Regions from separate parts of the Mus musculus genome. Here regions 1 and 2 are each linked to region 3. Evidence: chromatin loops called from intact Hi-C (ENCODE). Cell type or tissue: left cerebral cortex. All regions are shown on one strand. Region 1 has its middle 100 kb from the start of Luzp2. Region 2 has its middle 30 kb from the start of Siglech. Region 3 holds the start of Luzp2 (leucine zipper protein 2).

Region 1 (8,000 bases), 100 kb before region 3:
TGGATATTAGTCCCCTATCTGATTTAGGATAGGTAAAGATCCTTTCCCAATCTGTTGGTGGTCTCTTTGTCTTATTGACGGTGTCTTTTGCCTTGCAGAAACTTTGGAGTTTCATTAGGTCTCATTTGTCAATTCTCGATCTTACAGTACAAGCTATTGCTGTTCTGTTTAGGAATGTTTCCCCTGTGCCCATATCTTCAAGGCTTTTCCCCACTTTCTCCTCTATAAGTTTCAGTGTCTCTGGTTTTATGTGAAGTTCTTTGATCCACTTAGATTTGACCTTAGTACATTAATTTAATTTTATTTTTAGTAGATATTTTATTTACATTTCAAATCTTATCCTGTTTCCTAGTTTCCCCACCCAAAATCCCCCATCCCCTTCTCCCTTGCCCTGCTCCCCAACCGACCCACTCCTGTTTCCTGGCCATGGCATTTCCCTATGCTGGGATATAGAACCTTCACAGGACCAAGGGCCTCTCCTCCCACTGATGGCCAACTAGGCCATCCTCTGCTACATATGCAGCTAGAGCCATGAGTCCCACCATTACTCATATCTTTTATTGGTGGTTTAGTCCCAGGGAGTTTTAGAGGGTGGGTTACTGGTAAGTTCATATTGTTGTAACTCCTATGGGGCTGCAACCCCCCTCAGTTCCTTGGGTACTTTCTCTAGCTCCTTCTTTGGGGACCCTGTGCTTCATCCAATGGATGGCTGTGAGCATCAACTTCTGTTTTTGTCAGGCACTGGCAGAGCCTTTCAGGAGACAGCCTTATCAGGCTCCTGTCAGCAAGCTCTTGTTGGTATCCACAATAGTGTCTGGGTTTGGTGGTTGTTTATGGGATGGATCCCCAAGTGGAGCAGTCTCTGGATTGCCATTTCTTCAGTCTCTGCTCCGACCTTTGTCTCTGTAACTCCTTCCATGGGTATTTTGTTCCCCCTTCTAAGAAGGATTGAAGTATCCACACTTTGGTCTTCTTCTTCTTCTTCTTCTTCTTCTTCTTCTTCTTCTTCTTCTTCTTCTTCTTCTTCTTCTTCTTCTTCTTCTTCAGTTTCATGTACTTTGCAAATTATATCTTGGGTATTCTGAGCTTCTGGGCAAATACCCACTTATCAATATGTTCTCTCTGTGTGTGTGTGTGTGTGTGTGTGTGTGTGTGTGTGTGTATGTATGTATGTATGTATGTATGTGTGAAATTTTGGTGTGATAGAATATTTTACATTGCCCATCAAAATCAAAAGTAATCAGTAACTGGACCTACACATGAAAATTTAAACAGTCTCAAGCCTAAGACTCAACTTTCCAACCATAGAACCTTTGTCTACTAGTCCTTCTGACATTTAAGGAAGACTAGGAGCAGGAAGATAATAAATGCCTTTATATATTTGTTCTTCCTGAAAAACATCCACATGGCTCTTAACAGTTCAATAAAACACAGTGGAGTGTTCTAGGACACAATTTCTGCAACCTCTGTTGTTGTCTCTAGAAGTCTCCTAGAGCTTTTGTTAAAAGCATGGGTCCCTAAATTCCATCTCAGAGACTGCACGTTCATGATATACTGTGCTATGCATGGGATTCTGCATTTTAAACTCCCTGCTGAGTAACTTGATGTAAGTACAACACAAAGCATAAATATTAATGTCAGCAATATTTGCATTTAGGATTGCTTAAGGGCTTGGGAGAAAGCCCAGCTCTTAAAAGTCAGTGAGCACCTACCATGGTTACAGACGACCTAAACTGGGTTTCTGGCACCCACCACAGGCATCTCACAGTCTCCTGTAACTCCATCTCAAGGGGATCCCATGTAGCTGGCCTCTGGGAACATCTGCACTCACAAGTATATACACACATGTACATATACATAAACATAAAAATAAAATCTGATAAAATACTGACTGGCTTTTATTCAAAGGATCTTCAAGTGAAATCTTTGGGAACATGGAGGCTCAATGTAACTCACTTGTATTGAGATATAGTAGTTATATTGGTCTGGAGTTACTACTCTTCTTATTACAATAACCAAATGCCTAAAACAACCAAACTCTGCACAGTAACGAGGGTAATTTATACACAAATTTGAAGGCTGAAGTTACAAGATTGGGAAAGCAACAATGAAGGAGAAAAAGGAAGTCTCTACTTTAAAGGAATGTACTTACATGTGAATTAGAGCAAACTGATTAATAGCACATGGGATACATAACCATTATATGTATGCATGTATGTATGTATGTATATTTTATATATATATATATATACATATACACACACATATATATACATACACGCACGCACACACACACATATATTGCATGTATGTATATGTATGTGTATATATATATGCAAAGGACCTAGGTAAGACCACTGCAGGCTTCTTGATTTCTGTGAGCTCATTTGAGTCCTTTCCACTTGATTCTATGGGTCATGTTCTTTTGCTGTCCTTAATCCATCTGGTGCCTCAAATCCTTCCTCCCCCTCATCCTCAGAACTCCCCAAACTCTGTTTAACATTTGGCTATGGGACTCAATTTCTGCTCTCATCAGTTACCAGAAAAAGTCTCTCTAGTGAAGATTATGCTAGGCTCCAATCCTAGCACATCCTGCAGGCATGGCAAATCATATGTTTTGTGGCTGGACTGGTGTGTTATGGTTGTGTTGCTAAGTGTTCTTGTGGGATTCCTAACAGTGGGAATGTGGGCTGTCTTAAACTCTTTTGCCTTAGACATTTTTTCCTCCTACTGAGTTGTCTCTTTCCAGCCTTGATATGAGAATATGTGCTTAGTGTTATTGTAATTTATTATGCCATATTTGATTGATGTGTCTCCATTGAAAAGAGGTGAAGGGGGTTCAGGGGAAGCACAGGTAGTGTGGATAGACTAGGGCAAGGGCAAAAATGGGAAACAGCAGTCAGGATGTAATATAAGAGAGGACAATAAATAAAAAGCAAAATGTGGAAAATATGCTTAATGTCAGCTAAATATGTTTCTGACTCACAACAGAGACTGAGAATTATAAGAAGCATTGCATGAAGTGGATCAATACAGTTGTTATAGTGAAGACTTGAAGACAGTGAGGACAGAAGTAAAAGAAGTATCTCAGACATGAGTGTGCAGGACAGAGGGACAGTTAGTGTAGAGGCTGGCATATTCAAAATAGTAAATGCTGAAGGTTAGCAACAAACCTCAATAGTAGAATATTTGCCTAGCATGCATGATGGATAATTTCCATTGTCAGTACTGCAAATATTTATGTATAGCCTCTATAATTTGGATCATGAAAGAGAATAGATATTCTAGCTTTATCTCAGTGAAACCCACTTTGAATTCTGACCTACAGATATGTAAAAAGAAAGCCAGAAGGTATGTGCTGCCACCAAGAATGTGGACATTAGTTATAAATTTATAGTGAAAAATATAAATAAATAAATATAGAGAAAATCTGTATGGTTATTTCCGTGTAAACTACTATGTCACTTTTCTCGTAATGTACTTGCCAACATCAAAACTGTAATGATGATGTAAAATGACTTACTGTTTATGATACAACTTACACAATACACAGATATATGCAAATATATTCATGCATATTCCTGTAGGTTAATACATATGGTATGTATTACAAAACATTTTGTATATGATAATGAATACTTGGATGGGATAACTAAACCAACACCCTTGAATAGTATTCAGTATAATTGCCACTCAGATAGTTACTGTAGACTAAGTTATGTTGAAGAGGAATACACCCAACTGCATTTACAAAGTGATTTAATAAAAAAGGTGGATTCCAGTGAAAGCCTAAAGTGATAGTTTAGTTCAGTGGTTCTCCACCACTACTCACCATCTAACCTCCTATAGTAAACAAAGCATCCACAATGAACAAGATCTCTCCTAACTAGAATGTCTTTGTACAGGTTGGCAGCCCCTCTTTCAGAGGTCACTATATTCTCCAGCCATTCAGTGGTTTAGTGCACTCCTGTGCGTATTGTAAGCACACTCCCACAGAAAGTGACTGTTACAATTTGTTATTTAATCAACTCATCGTGATGCTCTCTTACCAAATATTAATATTAAATTAGTGTGGTTGTTTACTTATGTTTGGCCCAGGGAGTAGAACTATTAGGAGGTATGGCCTTATTGGAGTAGGTGTGGCCTTGATGGAGGAAGCATATCACTGTGGGGGTAGATTTTGAGACCCTCCTCCTAGCCATGTGGGTTCTGGAAGCAAATTTACCAGCTGATAAATACTTCCCAGTTTTCAGATTTTTTTTTTAATTTCATTACAAGTACATTTAGTAATAGCAAATTGTAACAGTCTAGAAATAAATTTTCTGTTAAACTCGGAGAGCCATTGACCTTCTGCCAGATTCTTAAAGAATTTTTTCTATTACAGAACACACAGAGTTGTGTTTTATTCTTCTGCCAAGCAGTACAGCATGGCATGACAAGGTCTCTTCTTGTCACTCTCCCACTTGAAGATGAGGGTTTTACAACTCCCCATTCATCTCCCTGTTCCTCTTAGCTCAGTCATTGTCATGGTTATAAGCATCACTTGACAATGTCTCTCATAGCAGCTCAAAAGCATTTAAGGATGCTTGACCATTCCTCAAAACACAACACATACTTTTCATTATTAACCAACTGCCACAAGCATCATTACAGAGACATTTTGTCTCTAATCCATGCAGTGGGCTTTGATGTTCTCCTTTGTATTCTTTGCACAAACTCACAATGAATTTTGCTCTTCACTCATAGGACAGGGCTCTCAGCAGAAAATAATCTATGTCAGGGCTGTGGCGAGCTACGGCAGATCTCTAGATCGACAGCTGAGTTTTGATGAGTTATATCAGATTAGCAACAGATGTTCACATTCTGAACACGATCTCGGGTAAGGGTGTCCTTGGTGGTTCTGGCAGAAAGCTTTGGCATTTCTGGGGCTGAAGGGAGGGTGATAGCCTGAATTTAATCCAAAGGCCAATTTATGGATATCTTTCCTCGGAGTTCTAAGGCTGCCCCCTTGTGGCAATCCGAGGTAAAAAGTTTGGAAGATGTTGCTTTCAAACTCCAGTAAAGCCCACAAAAGGACTCTAATTTAAGACATGAAGTCTCCCTTTGGAAGAAAGGGAGAGTACAATCATGCTTTACCAGGAAATCACGGTGGTTAGGGGATCAGAGAAAACTAATCAAAATTGCCATTTTGCTACACTGTGTTGGATAATTAGCTTCTCTTGTCCTTTTAGGTGTGAGTCAGAGCCTTTAATGGCTGAGCCATCTTTCCACCCCCATACTTACCTTCTTTAATCAACACTGGAGCATTTGAGACGAGTTATAATAGCACTTAATTCTTCTCGTAAGACTGTTGTGAGGAATACCCGAATTAACACTCAGAGACTTGAACAACCCTAGAACTACTTTAGCATGTTAACCAATAGCCCTGGATAGTATTCAGACCTGATGCTGACCCCACTCATACTCCCAGCTACAGCAGAAGTCTGTCCATCTAATGCATATTTCCAGATTTTCCTGAACTTTGATTTAAAGTCTGAGGAACTAAAAAGTTCCTCTCAATTCTGCATAATTCTCAAGTGATTAGTCATCTAGCAGTGGTGGCTTCAGTCAGCTCTGTGAGACATAGACCCTGTCTGGTGACAGCTGCACAGTTTGTTTGACACACTGCCTCTCAGACATCCCATGGTATCCTCTGCTTACTTCATCAGACATCTCTGAATTGTGCAGTTACAGCGTCCTATGATTTGGGAGTCTGCCACTGTTGTACAATCGGGTGCCTGTCCCAGGCAGCAGGCAACCTTAGGAATTCCAGATCAGAACAACCACCCACTGACCAAGAACAGTGCCAGCTGCAGATGTACCACAGCAAGATGGGCCAGTGTCCAAAGTGTGTGGCTCTCTGAAGATGCTCAGTCAGTCATTCTCAGGTTACCTTGTCTCATGGATCAAAAACCTTATACTGAATTCAGCAAAACTAAAAGCTACCCAAAACACACACACACACACACACAAAATTAAACATGAGAATTGAGACAAATATCTTGGGTAGTGATGATTTGCCCATTTTTTTTTTACTGTCTAATATGTAATTAACATCAAATCATCAATCTTTATCCTCTAGGTTTTCCCTGTATCATATATGGAATAAATACAAGCTGGATTTCCTTGATCTAAAATTACTATTTTCCTTCATTTGACTATTTCAAAAATCTGCCTGACATTTTAATGCAATAATGTTCATTTTCCTTTCTGAGTTAAGCCTGTTAATATATCGATGCTGCATTTGTCATGATTGCTGGCATTTCTGATTTAAAATTAGAAGAAGAAAACAGCTGATGATGATTAAAACACAGTATGAGGGATCAGGAGAATGTATTCATGGATATTTTCAAGTTACAAACCCAGCAAGAGATATCTTCGAGTTGTTGAAACCTTGAGATTTTAAAAATGCAAACATTGATTTACTCACACTCACACAGGAACACACAAACACAAAAGGTAGACACACATCACATATAATCAAACAACTTCCCATTGCTACTCATAGCATCCCCTCATCCTCATGTAGAATGTGCATCCTTTGACCATGGTGTTGATCTTGGAGAGAAGGGAAAATAGGCTAAGAGAAGCCTTAACTTCTTTGAATTTTTAGCATGTCAGGGCAATGAGAAGTCTGGCTAGTTGAGCCTACTAATAGTTTCTAACAAAGAGATGCCAAAGACAAATTCCAAGATTTGAATAGTTGTTTCAGGTTTTTTTCTTATAATATTTGGCCACAGATTGGGTTCCCGTGGTAAATGAGTCTGATTTCTGAGAACTCTCAAGTGTACTACTTGACTCTGATTATTTGTGTGTGTGTACCTTTCCTAATATCCAGATCTTAAAACGTGATAATATGGCAGTATATCAAGAACCAGAGGATGCAGAGCTAGAGCGAAGGAAATGAACATTTGTTCAGTCACATAAACCTACACGGGGCATAATATTCTATGTGCCCTCTTGTGGCATAAAAAATGCCGGGCTCCCTCAAGATTTCCTGTCAAGATAACAGTATTCAAAGCTTTAACTATTTGCATATTCTAATCCTTTCCAAAGGCTCAACCTCTCAATAACAATAACATGAACATTAAGTCTCCACATGGCTGTCAGTGCAAATCATACCACATAGCATAGTATATGGGGATGCCGTGTGTGTGTTGTGTGTGTGTCTGTGTGTATCTTCTTCTAATGTTAATTACTGTTAATTACTCAACATATTTTCACCATAAGAGTAACTGACATGAAATACTTCCCTCTTCTAACATGAATTCATGCAAGATTTTGAGTACTCTATTACTGAATCAAAGATGTGAACATATTTAGAACTTTTCTTCAGATTGACACCAGAAACCACTCTGATCCATAGGAGCAAGGGAGGTGTTCACTATAAAGTCAGTTACCCTGATCTGATGTCACCAGCGAGAGTGCAGGCGAGTGACCATGTACAGTGTCAACAGGGACAAAGGCTACTCCATCATGGGGCTGTTCCAGAATCCAAGCATTGCTATGCACTAAGCCCTGACTGGTTCTCTGTCTCTCCCAGACTCTGAAGCTGCCTGATAACCTTTGAGTAAATATTCTGCTTACATTAGCTGGCACTCTTACTCTCTGATGCTTGAGCTCCTAACCCAATTGAAGCACCAGTTAATATTTGTTTTCAGATCCCAAGAGATCTTGACAAATGGTGTAGAAACAGATAATAACTCATTTCTGAGAATGTTTCTATATGCTTCTTGGAAAGGCCAACCAAATCCTATTTATGACAGTGTTCTGGAGTAAGAATGATGGATGATTATTTCATATTGTGTTATAGAAATGACAACTGCATCTGGTTATGCCATATCATTTACAAAAGGGATGAGTTAGCTTAAGGGAAAGAATGTCCTTTGCTTTATATCTGGGTAGATTATAAAATAAATTATTCATTGCTATAGCCTTGTGATTTTCTTGAAAGACATTTG
Region 2 (8,000 bases), 900 kb after region 3:
ACAAACAAGGATGACTAGCCCATGATGACAGTAGGACATTAGGAGTGTGCACACAGCAGTGCCCAAGTCACAAGTTGGTGGAGCTAGAACATGGCAGGTATGTGAGTAGGCATATCCACAGTGCCCAGTGGTGTTGCTGAGAAAATATAGGTGTGTTACCTGGTGTCCCTAGGCCACCAATCAGCAGATCCTGGTACACAGCATATATGTATACAGGTGTGCCCAAGCCACATAATGCTGGCTCTGGAACACAGCAAGCATGCAAACAAGCCTGTGCAAACTACTATGTCACCACATAGGCCCTGTGATATGGCAGGCATGGTAAACAGGCATAATTGGCCATTTTTTATGGTAATGGCAATTGTGTTAATAGGAGTAACTAGATTGGCATATATCGGCACTAGTACACAGTATGTATGAGAACAGGGAAGCCCAGGCCACATATGTGTTAGTTCTAGTGTTAGTGCTAGAACATGGCACACATACGCATGAGCAGGCATGTCCAGGACAAAGAATGGGGACTCAGAGACATGGAAATCATTCAAACAGTCCTGCCCAGACTGCCAACTGGTGAAGCTGGGACATAGCAAGCACAAAAACAAGTATATCAAGGCCACCAAGTGGTGACACAGGGACATGGCAGGATATAAATAGGCATACCACCAATACCACATGGTGGCACTGGCACAATGCAGGCACTAAAGAGGTATCCTCAGAGCACCTATCGGCAGTGCTGAGATACAGTGGCTGTTCAAACAGGCATGCCCAGGGCACCAATTAGCAGCCCTGGAACATGGCAGAAGTATGAACAGGTATGACCAGACTGCCATGTGGACACAGACATGCCCTTCCTGCTGTGTGTGGTGATGCTCAGACATGCCATGCATAAAACAGGCATACCCAGACTGCCAAGTGGTAGCACCAGGACATGGCATATGATCAAATAGGCTGCTATCTGCCGGCCCTGGGGCATGGAAAGAATGTAAATAGTCCTGTCCATGCCATTATGTGACAGTGCTGGCAAACACATGTGTCAATAAACATACCCATTTTGTTACTTCATGAACTTGGGACATGGAGACATGCAAACAGATATGCCAAGGCTGCCAAATTGCTGTACTAGTGCTTGACAGACATAGGAACAAGTGTGCCCGTGTCACAGTGTGACAAGAGCACTGGGACACAGTAGGCATGTGACCGGGCATGCTCAGCATGCTGTATGATGGGGCTGGAATGTGGCAAGTATGCAAAAGGGTGAAACAAGGCTGGAGTGTGACAGCCCTAAGACATGACATGAATGCACAGCCAAGCACAGGTGGCCACATGGTGGCACTGAGTCATGACACACATGGGAACAGGCACGCTCAGGCCACCAAGAGGCAGTTCTGGGACACAGCAAGCATGAAACGCACCTGCCCTGGACACTATGTGGTGGCACTGGGAGATGTACAGATGTGCCCACACAGCCACATGGCAACTCTGGTACAAAACAAAAGAATGTTTTTTTTTTCCATTTTTTATTAGGTATTTAACTCATTTACATTTCCAATGCTATACCAAAAGTCCCCCATATCCACCCACCCCCACTCCCCTGCCCACCCACTCCCCCTTTTTGGCCCTGGTGTTCCCCTGTACTGGGGCATATAAAGTTTGCAAGTCCAATGGGCCTCTCTTTCCAGTGATGGCCGACTAGGCCATCTTTTGATATATATGCAGCTAGAGTCAAGAGCTCCGGGGTACTGGTTAGTTCATAATGTTGTTCCACCTATAGGGTTGCAGATCCCTTTAGCTCCTTGGCTACTTTCTCTAGCTCCTCCATTGGGAGCCCTATGATCCATCCATTAGCTGACTGTGAGCATCCACTTCTGTGTTTGCTAGGCCCCGGCATAGTCTCACAAGAGACAGCTACATCTGGGTCCTTTCAATAAAATCTTGCTAGTGTATGCAATGGTGTCAGCGTTTGGATGCTGATTATGGGGTGGATCCCTGGATATGGCAGTCTCTACATGGTCCATCCTTTCATCTCAGCTCCAAACTTTGTCTCTGTAACTCCTTCCATGGGTGTTTAAAACAAAAGAATGTTAACAGCATCCCTGTGTCACCACATAGCAGTTCTAAGATATGAGAGGCATGTAAACACGTGTGTCCTGCCACCATGAGGTGACACTCTTACACAGTAGGTATGAATGGGGTTGCCCACACCATCAAGTGCTAGGATGTGTAGCTGTACAAAAAGACATGTCCTCACTGTCACATGTTGGCACCAGGAAAGAGTAGGCATAAACATTTGTGTCTGTGACACTCCATGGCCATGATAGGGCACCACAAGTGAGATGTGCCAATGCTGTCAAGTGGCAATGCTACAAAACATCAGACATGTGACCAGACATGCCATGGATATGCTGGACACAGAACACATGCAAACTAACATGCCCACACTGCCACGTGGTATCCATGGAACATGGCAAGTACATAAACAGTTGTTCCTGCACCACCATGTGTCATTGCGTGAACACAGATGGTGTGCAGTCTTGTTTGCATCACCAAGTGTCAATAATGGGACGTGTCAGGTGTGTGAGACGACGTGGATACATGCCACCATGTGGTGCTGTTGGGCTTTGGGAGAGATGTGAGCAGGTGTACCCATGCCACAAAATGGTGCTGCTGGGATGTTGCAGGTATGAACAGGAAAGATTATCCTGCCTATGGCAGCACCGGGAGATGGCAAGGGTGTGAAAGAGGTGTGTCTGGGCCACCACACAGTAGTGATGGGACTTGGCAGATGAACAAATAGGCCTGTCCCCACCAGGTGGCACAGTGGCAGGGGACACAGTGGGCTCGTAATCAGGTGTGCCAGCGCATCCATGTGGAGGCACTGAACATGGCTGGCCTACAAACAAGTATGTCCATGCTGCCACAGAGCAGCAGGGGACATAGCAAAAATGCAAACAAGCATACCCCTGGTGACATATAGGACACAGCATGTTCGAGAACAGATGAGCCTTGGAACATAACAGGTGTTTCAAGGCCACCATATAGCACTGAGACATGGCAGGTGAGAAAAAAGGCATCCTTCAGCCACACGTGGTGGCAGTGCAGTATGGCAGGGGTGCAAATAGGCTTGCCATTGCTTCTACATCACAAGGCTGGGATGTAAAAATGCTTGCATATAGGTAATTACAGGCTGCCACGAGGCAAAATCAGACATAGTAGGCATGCAGACAGGTATGCACATACCATAAGGAGTCAGCAGTGAAACCACACCACCATGTGGTGGCACTGGGACTCAGCAGACATTCAAACAGATCTGGCTGCACTGCCATGAGTTAACAGTGAAGCCCAGCAGATGTGAAAACAGTGAGCCTAAGTTACAATGTGATTGCACTGGAACACCTCAGAAAAAAACAGGTGTGTCATATGATGACACCAGAGGCATGCAAACTGGTATATTCTGCCACCATGTGATGACACTGGTCACAGAAAGCACATGAACAAGCTTGTCAGAGCCATCACAGGGCAATGCTGGTATGCCACATGTGCAAAGTATGACCCACCAGCACATAGTGGTGCTGGGATGTGGCTGGCATGTGAACAGATGGGCCCACACTACTACATAGCAGCCCTGATACAGAGCAAGAATGCTAACAGGCATGGCTGTGCCATCACGCCGCAGTTTTAGAACATGAGAGGCATGCAATAGATGTGCCCTGCCACCATGTGGTAGCATTGGTACACAGCAGGCACATGAATGAGTCTGTACTATCATGTGGCAGCACTGGGATGTGGCAAATCTGTAAATAGATGTGCCTTGCCACTGTGTGGGGTGCTTGTATGCTCATTTGCAAGCTATCCTGTGACCCTGAGCCTTAACAGCATGGGTGTAAGTGTTCACATGTAATCTGCACTGCTCACCTTGCAGCATTGGTATGGGCAAATGTGTATTCACATGCAAGTCACACTGTGGCTAAGATGATGTTGTCACTCATGCTCACTCTCAAATCACAGTACAGTGACATGCCACATTATGGGCACATGTGTTCATGCATGCACCAGGCCATGGTGGTATGCTACAGTGTCATCCACATTTGTGATCACACATGAGTCTTACCCCTGCATCATGCCTCAATGACATGAGCATGCATGTTTCTGTGTAAGCAGCTCCACAATACCATGCTGTAGTCTCATGTGCATTCATGTTCACATGAAAGCTGTGGTGTAGCATCATGTCATGATAGGGGGAGACACACAGGTTCACATATGATCCAAACCATGGTGGCCTGGTTATGTTTGGTCACATGTGAGCTGTGCTGTGGCATGATGCTGCAGTAGTGTGGTCATATGTGTTCAGACATGAGCCATGTCATATTGTGATGCCATTGTGGTATTTACACACATGTTAAGTTACAAGCCATGCCATGCACTATGTTGTGGAGAGACAGGCACATATTTTCACATGCTAGCCACACTGTGGAGGTACGGAAACACATGTTCACAAGCAAGCTGCACCCTAGCACAGTGTTGAGCTAACAGGAGCATACATGTTACACATGAGACATGCCTCAGCCTCATGCTGCAGAAAAGTGGGCATGCATGTCCACATACTTCAGCTTAACATGACAACATTAAATGGTGGCATGGTCACACATGTTTAAATGTGAGCCACATTATAGTACTGTGTCAGGATACTATGCTGCATTGCCATTTCATGATAACATGAGTACATATATTCACATGAACTTTGTGTCATGACCCTGTGCCATGGTGTCATGAGCACATGTGTTCACACATAATCTACGCCACAGAATCATGCCATGACTGAGTGGGCATGTGTATTACATATAACCCACACTGTTGCATCATAAAATGTAGGTGAAAGTATATGTGATTACATACTAGATGTGTTATGTTCATGTATCACAAAGACATGGTCATGCATGTCCTCACATGAGCCATGCAATGGTGCCATCCCAGTGTGCCATGTCAACATCATCTCATGTTATCTTGGGCACAAATGTTCACATTCACACCATGCCATGGTACTGTGACATCATTCCATGGTGGCATAGACATACACATTCACATGCCATGATGTAGTACTGCTATGACATTGTCACATGTGTTCACATGCAGTCTATACCATGGCTCTTTACCCTGGTAGAATATATATTTCCATGCAAGCCACTTTGTTCCATGCCATAATGACCTACCCCACTGATGTGGGAATACATATTCACATATACTGGGGGCCAGCAGCCGCCGTGGGTCTTCTTTGTTGTTCTTGGTTCTTCTTGAGGCAGCAGAGGGGAAAAAGAGTTGGTGGGAGCAAGACTTAGTCTTATGAGATATTTAGAGTTGCTGTATAATAATAAAACGTTCATCTCTCTAAATCTAAGTTACTTTGCTACTGTAGCTGAACTGCCTGAGTCTCTTTGAGGTCAGAAACTTCAGTCTCTGGCATTTAGCACCTCATCATAAAACAGCAGACTACTAAGTAAAGGATTAATTGCTAGAGCCTTTCCCCTTTTGTTGGGATGCCAGGCTAGGGGAAATTTTGGAACAATAAATTTCTATTGAACTAGGAGAAGAGAATCATCCTCGCACAAGGGAAAACTTTTACACACGCAAATATGGATTAAACTCACGTAAATTCATGCATAGATTCATTCGTACAAATTTCTTAAATCTCCATTGAAACCAGTTGGGCCCAGCTTTCATACTATCTCATAATTACATATTTACACATACTCATCCATACTTACATATGTATGTGAAACAAAAGATCAAGTGCCAGTGCAGGAAGAACTCACTCATTCCAGATGAAAATGAACTCCAATCTTTATTGTATGGAGAAAGAAAAAGTTTCTACCCTTTTATTGCTAGATGAATTAAACCCAAGTCTGTAAGAAGAAAGCTTTGCTCTTTTAAATAAGATTAAGCCTGCCTTGCCATTAAGAAAATAACCTGTTCTATTCCATGGTAAGGAAATGCCTGCCTGCTCCTTCTACTCTCTTTGCAGCTTCTTCGTTTTCCTCTTCTCCTTAACATTCTGTATATTGCTCTCTTAGTATTTTAAGTTGCCTTATAGTTTCTAAGTTATTCCACTCTGCACTCTCTTTCTAATCTTGCTCTCTCCTCCTGCTCTGATGTCACAATAATGCCCTTACTCTCAGTACCATTATTCCCAATGCTATGCCTTTACTTCTAAGTTCTTGGGTTTAGTTCTGCCTTAAAAAGGTGTCCTCACACTCCTCCATTGCTGGTGAGATTGCAAGCTTGTACAACCACTCTATAAATTAGTCTGGCAGCTCCTCAGAAAATTGGACATAGTACTAGCAGAAGATCCAGCAATACCTCTCCTGGGCATATACCTAGAAGATGTTCCAACTGGTAATAAGAACACATGCTCCACTATGTTCATAGCAGCCTTATTTATAATAGCCAGAAGCTGGAAAGAACCCAGATGTCCCTCAACAGAGGAATGGATACAGAAAATGTGGTACATTTACACAATGGAGTACTACTCAGCTATTACAAAATGAATTTATGAAATTCTTGGGCAAATGGATGTATCTGGAGGATATCATCCTTAGTGAGGTAACACAATCACAAAAGTCATTAGATATGCACTCACTGATAAGTGGATATTATCCCAGAAAGTTAGAATACCCAAAATACAATTTTTAAAAGTTAGAATACCCAAGATACAATTTGCAAAACACAAGAAAATCAAGAAAGAAGAAGAAAGTGTGGATACTTCATTCCTCCTTAGAATCAGGAACAAAATACCCATGAAAGGAATTACAGAGACATAGTATGGAGCAAAGACAAAAGGATGGACTATCCAGAGACTACCCCACCTGGGGATCCATCCCATAATCAGCCACCAAACCCAGACACTATTGCATACACCAGCAAGATTTTGCTGAAGAGACCCTGATATAGCTGTCTCGTATGAGGCTATGCCAATGCCTGGCAAATACAGAAGTGGATGCTCACAGTCATCTATAGGATGGAACACAGGGAGCCCAATGGAGGAGCTAGAGAAAGTACCCAAGAAGCTGAAGGGGTCTGCAACCCTATAGGTGGAACAACAATATGAACTAGCCAGTACCCCCAGAGCTCGTATCTCTAGCTGCATTGTAGAAAATGGCCTAGTCGGCCATCATTGGGAAGAGAGGCCCCTTGGTCTTGCAAACTTTATATGCCCCAGTACAGAGGAATTCCAGGGCCAAGAAGTGGGAGTGGGTGAGTAGGGAAGCAGGGCAGGGGGGAGGGTATAGGGAACTTTCCGGATAGCATTTGAAATGTAAAGAAAATGTCTAATTAAAAAAAAAAAAAAAAGGTGTCCTCAGCTCTGTCTCCCTCTTTGTCCTCAGCACTTATACATCTTTCAGAATACATGATCACATGGTAAAAAGTTCACCACAAGTTTATACATAAATCCAAATCACAAATCGAATAAGAAGTTTACAAAAGAGAACGTTTACTTGCGTGTTCATTAGGAGAAATTATCTGGCTAAACATCCATCACCTGTCGCCAGCTTTGCAGGTTCATGGAGGATTAAAAACCATAACTCCTGTGACCAAGGTATTAGTGAAGTTTAGTATAAATAAACCAAATCATTATTTCATCTTCTGTCCTCATACCTATTGTAAATCCCTAGTTCCCTTTTTACATTGGTTAATGGTTTAACAACCTCTTGGAATGTGCTCTTGTGGGAACTAAAAGGGGCCTGGGGAAAGAGACGGGAGGGAGGATAGCCCACGTCCGGCCAGAGTTCCTCCTATGCTCTGGGCAGGCAGACGCAGAAGGGCTGCCAGACGCTTTCCACTAGGCTCCGGGTGGGCATCTAAGCCACTGACCCCACTCAATGGGGGGTGGGGGGTGGACAAGGGGAAGCCCCCAACCAGGGGCCAGGGGCAATACCCTGTCACCCGGGGTTATGGAAGAGAAGGCTGAGGAAGAGAGGTTCCCACACAGGTGAGAGTCTGTGCAGAGG
Region 3 (8,000 bases):
AAACACCATAATATTCAGAAGAAGCACATATATAACTATTACCACATTTTGTAAAGAAAAAACTGACATAAGTAACAGAGGCAACAATAATAGGTAGCTTGACTTAATCGAAAGTAAAAGCCTAGTGAAGCAGGAATTCAAACATCTATAGTCACAGAACTTGAGAGGTGGAGGCAGGTCAGGAGTTCAAGGTCATGCTTGGCTATATGACAAAGAAAATAAAATCGGAAAATGCCACATAGTGAACTTCCCTCTGTGTTCCAAATGAAACTTTCTAGAAGATACAAAATCAACTATTCATTGGGAATATTGGCGAATCATTTGTCAACAGAGAGACTGAATTCAAAGAGCTCTTAAAACTCAAAATGATATCCAAGTAAACCAATAGGCCAAAATTACAAACAACTACATCTCAAAAAAAAATGTGTACACATCACCATTGAACCTATGGAAAGATGTTTACTATGCAACATGATGAATACTCTAGGCAATTATGTTACCATAAGCTAGTATGGCACACTATTATAATAACAAACAAAGGGGTTAGATAAATTGGCATCTTCATGAACTATTTTTAGTATTTTGGAAAGAGGTTTGACAATATTTCTAAATATATTAAACATAAGATTGCCAGACTACCCACTATCAATCCAATATAATACAAAATCTATGTTTACAAATAAAATCTTGTATGCTTGTTTTGGCAGAATGACTTATAATAGATGAAAAGGCTAACTGTCAACTTTTGAACTAACAAACCAAATGTGCTATGTCCATTCAGCAGAGCATTATTTAGCAACACACAGTAATGAAGTATTGGTGCAGGCCATGCCATGGATGAATGAAGCCTGAAACATAAGTGTGAACAAGACAAACCACATAAGACTTAACCCTGCTAGACAATCTGAGCTGTTAAGGGATCTGGGAAGTCATAGAAACAATATAAGAATGAGACTTAACAAAGATGGGAAGAGAGCAGAGGAGAGTGGTGGGGAGTGAATTCTAATGGGTATTTGTGGTTGCTTTTGTGGCTGGTGAAAAAAATATTCTAGAGTTTTATAATGGTTTCTGATTTCTATTCTGTAGTTAAAATATTTAAAACTCTGAATTATATGCTTTAGAGTGGTAACATTTCTCCTATCAGAATTATATCTTTTGTAAACAGTATCCTCATTGGCTCCAGGTTTCAGTACTTTGTAGAAAAGTCATTTTAGCCAAATGCAATTTCTTGATGTTCTTCACTGGGCATAGATACGTGTTATGAACATATTTCCTAATAGAGGTTGGTCCCATGAAGCTGCTCTCCGAATTGCATTTTCAGAAATCACATTGGTTTTCTGAAACAGAGAATCACCTTTACAGCTGAATTTTCCTTCTGAATAGTGAACATCCCATCATAGAAATAGGAGGCTCACACTCCTAGGATTTCCCAAGAAACATGGCATCTGCTAAGACATATCTGTATTTGAATTTAGACTCTTAAACTTCTAATCTTGCAAGAGTTTCCACAATTCCACACATGACCTCCTTTAGCCCAGTGCTCCTTGATGTCCTAACACCCTTCAAAGGGCCTTTATAGGTGTCCTATGCAGAGTACAGCAGACCCCGAGGGCCAAGTGCAGGCAACAGTAACTCTTTACTTCCTTAGTGGATCATATGCAGTCTTTCCACTAAGAAAGAAAACCTAAGTGGGAGACTTACACTGTAGAATCCCAATGTATTTTCCCTCAAGAAAATGTAAATTGTGGGGTGATGTCAAAAAAATGTCAACAGTTGTTCATTTGTAAAAATTACCAAGTGACTCATGTCAGATGCTTGACCGCTCTGAGTAAGACGACTACAGAAATGGAAAATAATGGAGATGACCACACTGGGTTCATGTGGTGATGACGTTAAAATACTTAATCCTAACTTTTTATATGAGTAAAAATGCATTCTTCAAATGAGTGTTATTTCCTGCTATACACATTTTTTTTGTTATTATTACAAAGGGGCATGCCCTTATTAGTATGCAACTTACTTTATCATCTTTAAAAATAAGAAGAACAGCACCCAAGCAGCTGATACAGGAGGATTGCTGCACATTTGAGGTTTGACTGGGCTACATAGCAGAACAAAACAAGACCCCATGGAGATCTCCTTCTTGAATTCCAGGGTCTAGGTTTTCATAGTGCTGTTGTTTTGTTTTTTTGTTTTGTTTTGTTTTTCCTTCCAAAAGACAAACAGTGGAGAAAGGAGCTGGTTTGTGTCTGTTGTGGATTTTACTACTGCAAAAAGGATTGATATCCTTGAAAACATTAATACTCCTATTCTGATTGCTTGAGATTCTTACAGTAAAGTTCTTCAGTAGGTGTGTCCTTAAATTAAACTTCATCAAGAAGAAAACTGGAACAAACTGGAACAAAACAGTAATTAGAAGGTTAATGCCCTGCCCCCCCCCCTTTAGAGTCTGGTAACAAATACATCGTTTTATATATCTACAAATATGTCTTCAATTCTGAGTTTATCTCTGATTCTTATTTAAAATGTTACTTATATGAATTGCCTGGGCAGAACAGAGACCATCAACTAAACAGTTGGGATGGCACCTGCTGACCCTAGGTCTTCCCTCTAGGTCTTCCATGTGCTTGATTCTTTAGTGTAGACCCACTTCAAGTGTGAAGTTCATTGCAGCAGCAAGGTTGCCTTAGGACTGGGGACAACTAAAGAAAAGTCCAGTCCAGATAATGTTGATCCTTGCTTTCATCACATATGTGGTAGGAAAACTGTAATGTTTAGTTTAGTACAGTGATTCTTGAGAGAACTGTCATACACACTTTCTTTTAACACACACACAGAGAGACACAGACACACACTCACACACATACAGCATGGTGTAAAGATCCCAGAGTTTCAGATCTCTGATCTCTGTAGGTGGTCAGCCTCTCTTCTTGAATTTTGAGATTTTGCAAAATGGTAGATTTCGTTAAAGTTGTAGTATTTCCCTTTTCTGATTAGAATTCCTACAAAAGGGCTTGTTAAACATTGGTTACTTGATATACAACATTTAGAAACTACAGAGAATACTCCTACCATTTAATTAATGACCAATGTCTCTGCGCTCTTGCTTAAGATTTTTCCCCCCTCAGGAAAACGACCCTTGAAGGTGTATGAACTCTGGCTGCCAGCTGCACACACTTGAGTAGCTGACAGACGCAAAGGCCAAAAGAGAGGAAGATCCAGACGCACCAGAACCCAGAGCCGCGGACTTTGTGTTGGTTCTGGTCCCTTTCTACGCTAGAGACCACTAACTCATCTGGGTATCGGGCTTCTGGTCTGCATGGGCTGCTGCTCCACTCTATCTGCAGCAAGCAAGCCATTATGCCTCTAATCAGAGCAGTATTTTAAGCTTACTCTCCAAGCAACAAAAAGCAAGCTGGTGAGAGACGCCTGCTCTGGACCCTAAAGAGTCTGGAGTCCTTCCCAGCGAATTGTCTCTCACCCTGCGGAGCACGCCAGCTCAATTACTGGAGAAAGAGGTTGGTCCTTGCCACCGCCCTCCCCTCCTGTCTTCAGTAGGAGCGGGGAAGAGGAGATCCGCTCCAGTGCGCACGGGAGTGACCAAGTACAGCTGCCTACTAGGGCAGCGACCTGGACGCGGGTCCTTTCCTCCTCCAGCGGCTACACCCGCCCTGTGCGCCTTGAACACGGCGCGCTGGACCATCCCGGCAGGGCTCCGGGGTGACATCACTCCTGAAGATACTCGCACTCTGGTCCTTGTCTTTACAAAGCCTCTATCCGTGTCTTTGTGGGTCTCAGGAGAGGGCTCCGGGCTTCGGGGAAAGAGAGCAGGACACTGAACAGCAACTGACCGGAGGAAGCAAAAGAGCAGAGTCCAGCGAAGGAGTACCCGAGCTGGCGGCGACATGAAATTCAACGCTGCACACTACCTGCTGCCCCTGCTGCCTGCACTCGTCCTCAGCACCAGGTGAGTCCAGGAGCATGAGGCCCCAAGCCAGCAGGCTGCGCTCCTCCGGGGAGAGGCACCTCCCACTTAAGCAAGATGCTAGCTGAGTGATTAAGATTCAGAATCCTTGGATAGAGCAGAGACCTTTATAGTTCCCTTAGTATCATGGAAAAAAAAGTACCTCGGTTGCTTCCTTTCAGGGACCGAGAGCTTCCCTTCAAAGAACAAGGAACCTTCCCGTCCCCAACTCCCGTGGAGCCCCGTAATCAGGAACAGAGAACAAGCAGAAGTAGGACAACATAGAGGAAGTAGGGAGAGAAGGGATTTTACCCCAGAGTGCCTGTTTACAATAGACCCCTCCAAGTAATGTCCCCTCTTAGGGAATTTAGGCCCCCCCGTGAAGCATATTCTAACGTTCAGGGAGCCAGAGAAAGCTAAGACTTGTGCAGTAGTCCCCAAACTCCTCCGGTGACCGTGGCCTGACTGAGGTCTTGAGTGGGCTTGGTGGCAGGTGACTTACTTTGGCTGTGTTTTGAGCAGGCTTCAGATTTAAAGTTACAAGACAGTACTGAAGCAGAAAAGAACCTAGTTGGGAACAATCGGGCACTGTGCTCCATCACTGGCCACAGAGGAGAATTTCAGTCCCAGTACAGAGGACCTATTTTTATTGGAGATTTCAAACACGCTGACTGAGAAGTGCTTTGTGACTACTGCTGGGGATCCAGTCTCAGAGTTGGTGATGGGTTTGCTTTCTTCTCCCACAAGCACAGCACAAGGGTGGCCTGTTTCAGTGCCTGGGACTGAATTTCTTCTGCATGCCTTGAGCACCCGACTGGCAGCAACCCCTTTCCTTTGGCCTCCATGAGATGAAATAACCCACAGGGTCGGGGTTCTTTCAAATCCGCATGAATGGAGACAGCAGCTGATTGTATAACTCACGAAAAATAAAGTAGAACTACACACAAGTGTACAAGATTCACAGAGGAAAAGAAAAAATGAAGCAGGCTTGCTAGTTCTTAGATGATGAATTTCCTGTATCTCTTTCTAGTACATGTTTCTTCCAGGCCTGCCTAACCTAACTTTTCATATAGAAACTGTTCAATATTTAGCTCCAAATATTGATGAATCTGGGCTTTCCTTGAACATAAAATCCAAGAGACTTTACTAGACTGAAATCAAACTTGAATTTTAGTTCTTCTAAAAGCTTGCTTGTCGTTTCAGTTTATATTCTTATGTTTGCAAAAGAAGTCCACATTGCTTCCCAGCATTAATGGGACTTTCCTAAGCAATAGGCTGTTGAATATTGTGTTACGTACCCACAGCTTAATAAAGTTTGTCTTTGGGTCCTTGGCATTTGCTCTCATCTTCTGCTTTAATAATTACTTATGCTTTCCTTTGAAGAAAGGACATCTCTAAAGTGTATACTTAAGTAGATGCCCCGCAACATGCAACATGCTAATTAGACAGTAAATGTTGGAGCAAGGGGAAGCCAACCTACAGTGGCATAAAAGATGTAAGAAGCTCTTCAGCTCCCGTAGTCCATTTGCTTTTTAAAACAGTTGTCATTTGAATAAGCAAGCTCTAGAGTCTCCACCCAAAGCTTGTTAGTTCTATGATGCAAGAGCAATCAACTTCCCTATCTATGAAAGTATTGATTTCTATAGATACTTTTAATACTGAAAATTAACATATTTATTATCAAATATTAAGTTATTCTGAGTTGAAATTAGATAGGGGACATTCTATAGCGTTGATAGTTTCGTTTTACAAAAAAATACAAGATGGACTTGGAAAAATGAATTTCTATAATTTGCAATCTATTTACATGGCTGTTTTGGGCCAATATATTGTACTAGATTCCAGGTTACCTTCTGATAGTGAATATATTGAAAATAAATGTTATGCTCTCAAGATGTCACTTGCTAGAAGAGAATGGACTTCATAGAAGTCTTGCAGAAGGCCATTCCCCTTCCAGTAGTCAGCAGTTCTCATTGTCATAAGACACTCCCAAAGATTAAACCCCAAACAGTAAAGCTCTGTCAAGACGGTTGCATTAGACGGGATGGGTCTGATGTACTGTGGAGCGACATGGTGTACCTCAGTCATACCACCTGTGACTGGGATTCCTGTTAGCTGATCTTCGTGCTTCTTTCTGTGAGGCAATTGCATTTCGCATGCTTACACTGTGGTGACTAAATACACGTAGTATGACAGTGGCCACTTGTTGACTTGAAAGTTCCTCCTAAAGTGTGGGGAATGTGAAGCTGAACCTCTTGATGTGCAAGTACAAGCACTTAGCCGTGTGTGTCTCTGTGTACAGCTCCTTTAGAACTGCTAATTCTTCTGCAAGAAGCCTGGTATTCACCTCTCTCCTGAAGTACAAGAATAACTGCTTTGAAACAGATGCTGTGGTTGGAGGAAGACAGTGCTTTTATGAGTGTTCTAGCTACAGGGGTGGCAATTCTCAGAAAGTTCTGCCTTTTAAATAGGAAGGATTGACATCTGCCTTTCCTGCTTGCTCCCTCCTGTTTTGTACAACTAGTCATCACATAAATGTCAAATGGACATCCCATGATCCTGCAGGCATGAACAGTAGCAACAATCCTGACTTAAATTGACTTCATTTGTTCTGAAAGAAACTTGAATGTATACCTTTAACAACCAAAAAGCACTTTTTTTTCTATTTTCCTAGTGAACCCCATGGAGTTAAAAAAAAAAAGACATTAATTTCTTGGCATATTGTCTCTGTTGTTTAGAAAGCACATAGAAGTTCAAAAGTATACTCAAGCTAATGATTTGAAAATGTAGCTAATACAAAGATCCATTTAACTTGTACACAAATGCATGTGGTCAAAGAACACTAATGCATGAGAAGGCTGAATAGCTTTAGAATAGAATGGTGGTACTTTTCAAATAGTTTCATTCTGCAGAAGGATTAAATTGGTATTCTAAGGCAATATGTAGAGTTCAGAAAGAGGACGCATAGGGACTGAGAGAATGAATGGTGGAGGAGCATTTCTTTAGAAGTTCCTCTTGTCAAGGAACCATGGGGTGCTGGAGGAGGCTTGTGCTTTCACGGCTGAACCTTAGTTCTTTGATGCTGTGTCCATGCTCCTGGTGCCTTTGGATTGCGAACTTTCAAATGGCTTGAGATGGAGGAGCACATAGCAGGGAAGGAAGGAGTGAGAGCCTACCTACTTTTGCTGGGCTTGTATCAGCAACAACTTTGAGCAGATAGTTGGTTACTGTCCCCTAGGTAGGAATCACCTGTGATGTCTCCTCTGAACCCTTGACCAGCAGCTGTACCAGATGCTTCCACAGGACTCTGTTTCCAGAGGATGCTTTACACTGTGGAGGTCCAAGGCTCTCATTTCTTCTGTGCCTTATTCCAAACTCAAGATGAAGCTGTTGTATAGGTGATAGGAAAGCTACAACAAGAACACACAAACACTTTTAAAGAAATGCATTTGATGTAGGAAGCTGTCTCACTTTAACTATGATGAAATGGTGAGAGGCACTAACAGTTTCCCGCTCAACTGCTTCACACAGGAAGACTTGTATCATCGTATAAATGGATTAGAGAAGTGTACATAACAGGAGTCTGTGAAAAAGAATGTATTTGCTCCTGAGGCTGCAGTTCCATCCTTATATACCTGTTTCCAATAGCACTCTTTACAGTGTCATTTTTTTTTTTGAGAATCTTTGTCGATCACATTTTATTTATGACCAGTGGCAGCAACAGTTCAAATGTTTATGTATTGACTGTGCGATTGTATCAAAGCAAATACATGCAATTGAAACTTGACCTTCCAACATGGAATCAAAAGATGCCTGGGGTTTCTGAGGTGTTAAGTGGCATTTCTTCATTTATGATTTGTGATGTCAGATGTGTAACTGTTTCTGAATAACTGTTATAAGATTTCCTAAACGTCATTTTAATAGACAAGGCTCAAATATTTAAGTTATCCAAGTAACAGGTAGTATTTAAAAATGTTTCCCTTGTAAGTTCATGTAAACAGAAAACATATGAACTTATATTCATTATTTTAATATT

The links. Hi-C counts contacts between places; a loop is a spot of excess contacts. Peaks named below come from ENCODE experiments on the same cell type or tissue, not always from the same donor. Only the 100,000 strongest peaks of a DNase experiment are listed, where the experiment ranks them.
Region 1: a loop joins it to region 3, with 3 times the contacts of the local background. A loop is called at or near these places in 2 of 42 quality-filtered maps.
Region 2: it touches region 3 in a loop (2.4-fold over the local background); 8 of 42 quality-filtered maps call a loop at or near these places.

The regions. Positions count from the first base shown.
Region 1 is chr7:54,729,300-54,737,299 of GRCm38, forward strand. No RefSeq gene overlaps it. Among named protein-coding and RNA genes, the nearest start is that of Luzp2, 100 kb to the right of the region's middle. In left cerebral cortex, a CTCF peak has its summit at 4,999 (motif pointing left); DNase peaks (open chromatin) are centred at 4,996 and 5,766.
Region 2 is chr7:55,734,051-55,742,050 of GRCm38, forward strand. No RefSeq gene overlaps it. Among named protein-coding and RNA genes, the nearest start is that of Siglech, 30 kb to the right of the region's middle. In left cerebral cortex, CTCF peaks have their summits at 623 and 3,734 (motif pointing left); DNase peaks (open chromatin) are centred at 3,293 and 3,701.
Region 3 is chr7:54,832,054-54,840,053 of GRCm38, forward strand. It overlaps Luzp2 (leucine zipper protein 2), which reads left to right and starts at 3,192. Exons shown (of 12, transcript NM_178705.5): 1 at 3,192-3,967. The coding sequence starts at 3,906. In left cerebral cortex, no CTCF peak of the experiment used is centred here; DNase peaks (open chromatin) are centred at 3,618, 3,944, 4,630 and 6,105; H3K4me3 peaks cover 3,549 bases; H3K27ac peaks cover 2,957 bases.